Regions from separate parts of the Homo sapiens genome. Here region 2 is linked to region 1. Evidence: read pairs that join two places in POLR2A ChIA-PET (ENCODE). Cell type or tissue: MCF 10A. All regions are shown on one strand. Each heading gives the region's core, and the rest is flanking DNA. Links, peaks and the distances in the headings are about the cores only. Region 1 overlaps NEDD4L (NEDD4 like E3 ubiquitin protein ligase). Region 2 holds the start of MIR122HG (MIR122 host gene).

Region 1 (2,914 bases), core at 117-2,616:
GTGTTTCTGTTTTTCTTTTTTGCTGTGGTTTAGGTAAGAGTTATTGGCTAAATACTTCTAACATACAACCCAGAATGACCTACGTTGGCATTTTGAAAAGTCTAATTACGGTTTAACGAATTTTTGTGGGGAAATACAACGAGCAGAAAGGGAAGTGAACTGACACTCCTATCAAGGAATATAAAATCAGGCAGATGGCATTCTCAAAAAATCCTCAATTTAGAAGTCAGAAGGTTTGTCCCTTAATATTTAGTGGTCTTGGGCAAGGATTTCTTTAAATCTCAAATGCTTTATCTATGAAATAGAGTGATAGTACCCCAGTTGAGGGCTCAGGAATTGAGTTAACTATAGTCATTCAAAAGTTGTGATATCTCTTCAGGCAAAGGAGTAACATGTTAATGTAGTCATTTAAATAATCTTTATTTGCTACCTTGTAAAGTAGCTTACAATATCTTAGAGTCAGGGCCGTGAGTTTTGGCTACTGAAAAAGCTTACGATATTTTTATGAGCAAAAAGGATTGGGTTTTGCATATACACAGACATTAACTATGACAGCCTCGAAAACAACTCATTGCTTTTTAGCCACTAGTATGAATTTCAGCAGAGAATACTTCTGCTGTTATCATTTCGGCCTAAGTTAATAAAATATACTGATCCTTAGTCTAGTATCTCCAGACTCCAAACCTTACACTTTCACCATACTTATCTTGACCAGAAACAGAAGAAATGAAGAACATGAACTTCCCTCTTTTATAGTTTTAAGACATGTTTATATAAAAAACCCGAAACAAAACAAACAACCACTCTTCCAGAAAATGAGCACGTCAGTGTTTTGCTCTGTAATTCCAGAGCAAAAAATACATCATCTTTATATAGCTTAGGAGCAATCTATAGACAATTTACACTGCCTATGGTCTTTTCTTAGTTTTTAAGCCAGTCTTCTTTGATTTTCCACTGAACAACAGATTTGACCTCACATCCTATTTATTTTAGGCAGTGTTTAGTCTGATGAAACCACATAGCAATTCTGAGTCTAGGCAAGGTATAAATTTGTTAATACCTGGACAACCACCAAAATAAGAAAAAGAATACAATGTTCTGACATAAGCCAATAAAGAGATCATGTTTTCTGCTCTACCAACAGTACATCCCGTCACAAACTAAGATTTCCTCTCTAGTTTATTTCTCACTTTCTGGTGTTCATTCTCGTCCATTCAACCGATACTTCTTGAGCACCTACTCTGTGCAAGGCATTTTAGGTGCCAGAAAAATAACAGTACATAAACCAAAGGTAGCTTTCCCAGTTCCCTCCTGGAGCTCACAAGCTGTTGAGAGCAACAGGCAATAGGAAATCAATGAATAAACCGTGGTAGTGCCATGAGGAAAAAAATGACCCCATAGGAACTAAAAAAGTGACTTCCTTCCACTCTCTCCTGCCAGCGTTAGAAGGCCTGCACTCTCGGGTAGACTCTCATCAGCTGGCTCTGCATCACATCCTCTCTACTAAGGAGTTTCTTCACTGTTAAGTGGAAGAATTTGACTGGATGAACAAACGTGACTCAGCTCTTCTATTTCTGAAAGTCTGTGATTCCCAGCAACTATTTTTTGTTTGTTCCTGTATTCGTGAGGGTTCTCCAAACATCACTGTTACATCACAGTTCCCCCTACTCCTGAAAATGTTGGAAAAAAAGCTTAAACAGTCATCACTGTGTATGCAAGTTCGACTGTCTTAAATGACAAATTCCCCAAGGAGCAGATTTCAACATGTGGCCCCCAGCCTATGATGCCCGTTCCCTTGCCTGCTCTGTCTCCTGGCAGGGGCTGAGGAGGTGTGGGCGGAAATGTTGAGATATTTCAAGCCTTTCTCCTTCTGGGGAATGATGCGTGAAAGCTGAAAAATCACTGTCTTCCTCTTGCATTCATTATCTTTTCTCTCCAGAGGTAGTTCTCATGATAGAATAAGAAGAGCAAGTTTTTACATTCTCTTCCTGAAAACTTTCCAACAACGTACCAGGACAAACATCCTTCCAGTGCAGCTTCTGAAGAGATTACACGTACATTTTTTTTTTTTTAATTATTGGACCAAATCATTTGTTCTCACTTGAAAATCTCGAATGTCATTTTCTGGCTTACAAGTTAGCTTGTAAAATAGGTCTACGTGAAAAATGAACATATCTGTTGATTAAAGCCCTTTTGCTCTGCATTAAATCTGTGTTCCTGTTTTGGGTACAGAATGAAAATCTGCCTTATTGTGTAGGTCGGTTCTAAATGTTTTCACATCATCACTGGCCGGGAGACATTGGAGCTCCTTGCACAGAAGGGCTCATGCCCGGCACGGGGACATCAGTGACACCAGCGCATCTGGGGCTCCGGTCCTGATTCTGACCCTTGCAAGGACTGTCAGCAACAGAATAAGCTTTCTGAGCTTCTGACAAATTGGAAATAACAACATTTGCCCTGCCTTTCTGAGGGGACGACTGTGAGTTTCAAGTCGGCTGATTATAAAGTTCTTGGAAAAATGAAAGTGTTACACAACATGAGATAGTGTTCATGACAGCAGCATGTGTGAACATCACTTACTAAATGCTATTACTAGTGATATCTGCTATACACAGAGCATGCTAACTTACAGGAATGCTGAACACTGAGCTGCCACAGAAAGGGTCCCCTCTCCCTAAAAATATGTAGAAACGCTAGGCCTACTTAGAACTGATATTTTTAAAACTTGGGAAGAGAAACTCTAGGTACTAGGTAAGCAGAAAGACTCACAATTAGAGAAATCAGTGGGCACTGGACCTAGACATAGGGGCTTGGGTTTTAATCTCCCATGGGGACACAGAACTTGGCCTTTGGTCTACATGATGGAGAAAGAACAGTCATTGTTTAAAACCTAACATCTGGAAAGGGGACAAGA
Region 2 (2,914 bases), core at 321-2,820, 82 kb before region 1:
CACTTACCCCCAGTCAGCTCCGGTCCTCTCAGTCCAAGGCCCTTCCTGTGGCAGGCAGGATGGCGCCTTCCACAGCTTCTGTGGCTTTAGGCCTCTCCCCTCTCCCTTTATGGGATCCAGGGTTTAAAAGTAAACAATTCTTTCTCTTTCTGATAAGTCGCATTATTTATCGATTCAGTGGGGGAGGGAGGGCACGACCTTAGGCCACTAAGTCAGCACCACCTTTGGTCAAACACACTCAGCAAGATTGGAAAGTCCATTCCTCTGCTGAGTGGGGGTGTGCGGCCAGCAGGCAGCCATGGAGGCCACCGAGGCAGAGAAGACAGGTCACCTAGTGAATACATCTTCCCCTCAGAACCCCAACTTCCAACCAGTTTAACGTTCCTCACGGGAAGACTGCCATGTATGACCTGGTCACCTCCCCAGATTTCTAGAGACAGAAGAGTCACCGGTCACAGGAGCCTACTAAGTTCAATAGATCCTTGGCTCATGCTACGTAGAGCTCTTGACCAACATTTGGAAGCCAATCTCATTCTCCTCTTGAACTGGTCATTTCTGACGTAGTTAACCATGCATTCCTTTGTTCACGCCAACAATTATGTATGAAGCTCCTCCTTATCTGCTAAGCTCTGGTAATGCCACGGGGACCAAGACAAACAGAGCCCACAGTCAGGCAGTGAAGCAGGCAACAGGCGAGCCGCACGGACAGCAGAGGAGGCTGCTGCTCGGCCTAGCTGTATTCTGTTGTCGGCTATTATTATTGCTTTTTATTTTTTATTTACTTATTTTTTTGAAATGGAGTCTCGCTCAGTTGCCCGGGCTGGAGTGCAGTGGCGTGATCTTGGCTCACTGCAACCTCCGCCTCCCGGATTCAAGCGATTCTCCTGCCTCAGCCTCCTGGGTAGCTGGGACTACAGGTGCCCGCCACCACGCCCGGCTAATTTTTGTATTTTTAGTAGAGACGGGGTTTCACCATGTTGACTAGGCTGGTCCCAAACTCCTGACCTCAGGTGATCCTCCCGCCTTGGCCTCCCAAAGTGCTGGGATTACAGGCATGAGCCACCAGACCCATCCGCCGGCGATTATTTTTAATGTCTCTGATTATTTCTTTTCCTTCTCAGGTCATTTTGTTATTTTGTTTTTCTTTCTTTCTTTTCCTTGCTTCCTTCCATTCCTTCCTTCCTTCCTTCCCTCCCTCCCTCCTTTCTTTTCTTTTCTTTTCTTTCTTTCTTTCTTTCTTTCTTTCTTTCTTTCTTTCTTTCTTTCTTTCTTTCGTCTTTCTTTCTTTCTTTCTTTCTTTCTTTCTTTCGTCTTTCTTTCAACTTTCTCAATCTGTCTCTCTCTCTCTCTCTCATTCCTTCATTCCTTCCTTTCCTTTCTTTTCTTTTTTTTTTTTTTTTTTTTTTTTTTTGAGGCAGGGTCTCAATCTGTTACCCAGGCAGGAGTGCAGTGACATGATCACAGCTCACTGCAGCCTCGACCTTCTGGGCTCAAGGGATCCCCCTGCCTCAGTCTCCCCAGTAGCTGGGATACAGGTGCCCACACCTGACTAATTTTTGTACTTTTTTGTAGAGATGAGATTTCACACCACATTGCTATTTTGCCTTCTTATTCTTTAAAAGGAAACTCCTCGTTGCTCTCTCTAGTAAACACAAATGCAAGCTGAAGTGAGGTCTGGTCATTCCAGTTGATGATGATCTGAGGAGCTGGGTGGCCTTAATTTCACTAGCAGGTATTGTCATCCTGATAGTGTCATACTTCCTGTTAGTTGTCATATTTCTTTTCAGGTAAAAATGAAAAAATATACTAATGGCCTTTTTTTTTCTTGTCAAAGAGCTGAACTCAAGAAATGGGCCCAGTGAGTGGGCACCACTGTTTGTTCCTGGCATGCTCCCTAGGGTCCTGGGGGGACTAAGTTCCTTCAGGTTGCCTATGACTACCTGAGAGATCCTGCACACTTGGCCCTACAGAAGACAGGGCCCTCCCACAGGGCTGAGGGACTGGCCTTCAGTTCCTATGGGAAGAGCCCAAACAGTGCACCCCGAGGCGAGAAAAACATCCCGAGGGCTCTCTGGAAATCGCCAAAGCCCTGTGCTCCGCAGCGTCGGTGGATAAATATGGTGTCAATGGGATTTTTTTTTATGGTCACATTTCTGGCGCTGCAGTGTTGGCACTGCCTTTGCAAACTTGCTGTGCACTTTTAAAGTTGCTTCTCCTGATTTCAGCCATCCTAATTCTGAAAAGAAATTCTGAAAAGTGCACAGCGCTTTTTTTCAGCCTGGGCACTAGAATAAGACTCTGTCTGGGAAAGAAAGAAAAAAGTGACTTTTCATTTTTTAAGAAATAAAGGTGAGTGCCTTTTTAAAGAAGAAAAAACTGTTGTTTTTTCTCCTTTAAAGTGAAACAGATTCCTCAGGGCTCCCCGTTGTCCTGCCCTTTGAAAGAAAGACGTTCTTTCAAAGACGTTCTTTCAAAGGGCAGGATAAACCCCTCCCACCCCCAGGCCTCGTCCCACATTTTCCAGGTCACTTTCATCAGCATTTTTGCTGATATGGTTTTCCCTTCATTTAGAAAACCAGGATGAAGACACATGTTCAGCTTTCAGATGATTTTCTTTACATTCCTAGCCACGGTACTTGCAAGGATTCTGAATTTCAGAGACACGATGAATGTTTATCAAACTTCTGGCAAATCACACAACTCTACCTCAGCTGCCTATAAAAGTGATTTTTTGGCCAGGCACAGTGGCTCACACCTATAATCCCAGCACTTTGGTAGGCCGAGGTGGGCGGATTGATTGAGCTCAGGAGTTTGAGACCAGCCTGAGCAACATAGCAAGGTCCTGTCTCTACAAAAGCTACAAAAATTAGCTGGACATGGTGGCATGTACCTGTAGTCCCAGCTACTTGGGAGG

Evidence for each region. Peaks named below come from ENCODE experiments on the same cell type or tissue, not always from the same donor. Only the 100,000 strongest peaks of a DNase experiment are listed, where the experiment ranks them.
Region 2: POLR2A ChIA-PET joins it to region 1 with 6 read pairs; 3 of 35 experiments call an interaction of 5 or more read pairs at or near these places.

What each region holds. Positions count from the first base shown.
Region 1 is chr18:58,361,045-58,363,958 of GRCh38, reverse strand. The region is part of intron 19 of NEDD4L (NEDD4 like E3 ubiquitin protein ligase); the gene reads right to left. Among named protein-coding and RNA genes, the nearest start is that of MIR122HG, 84 kb to the left of the region's middle. In MCF 10A, for the core only: no CTCF peak of the experiment used is centred there; a DNase peak (open chromatin) is centred at 1,628.
Region 2 is chr18:58,443,431-58,446,344 of GRCh38, reverse strand. MIR122HG (MIR122 host gene) reads right to left here and starts at 82. Exons shown (of 3, transcript NR_170245.1): 1 at 8-82. In MCF 10A, for the core only: no CTCF peak of the experiment used is centred there; no DNase peak of the experiment used is centred there.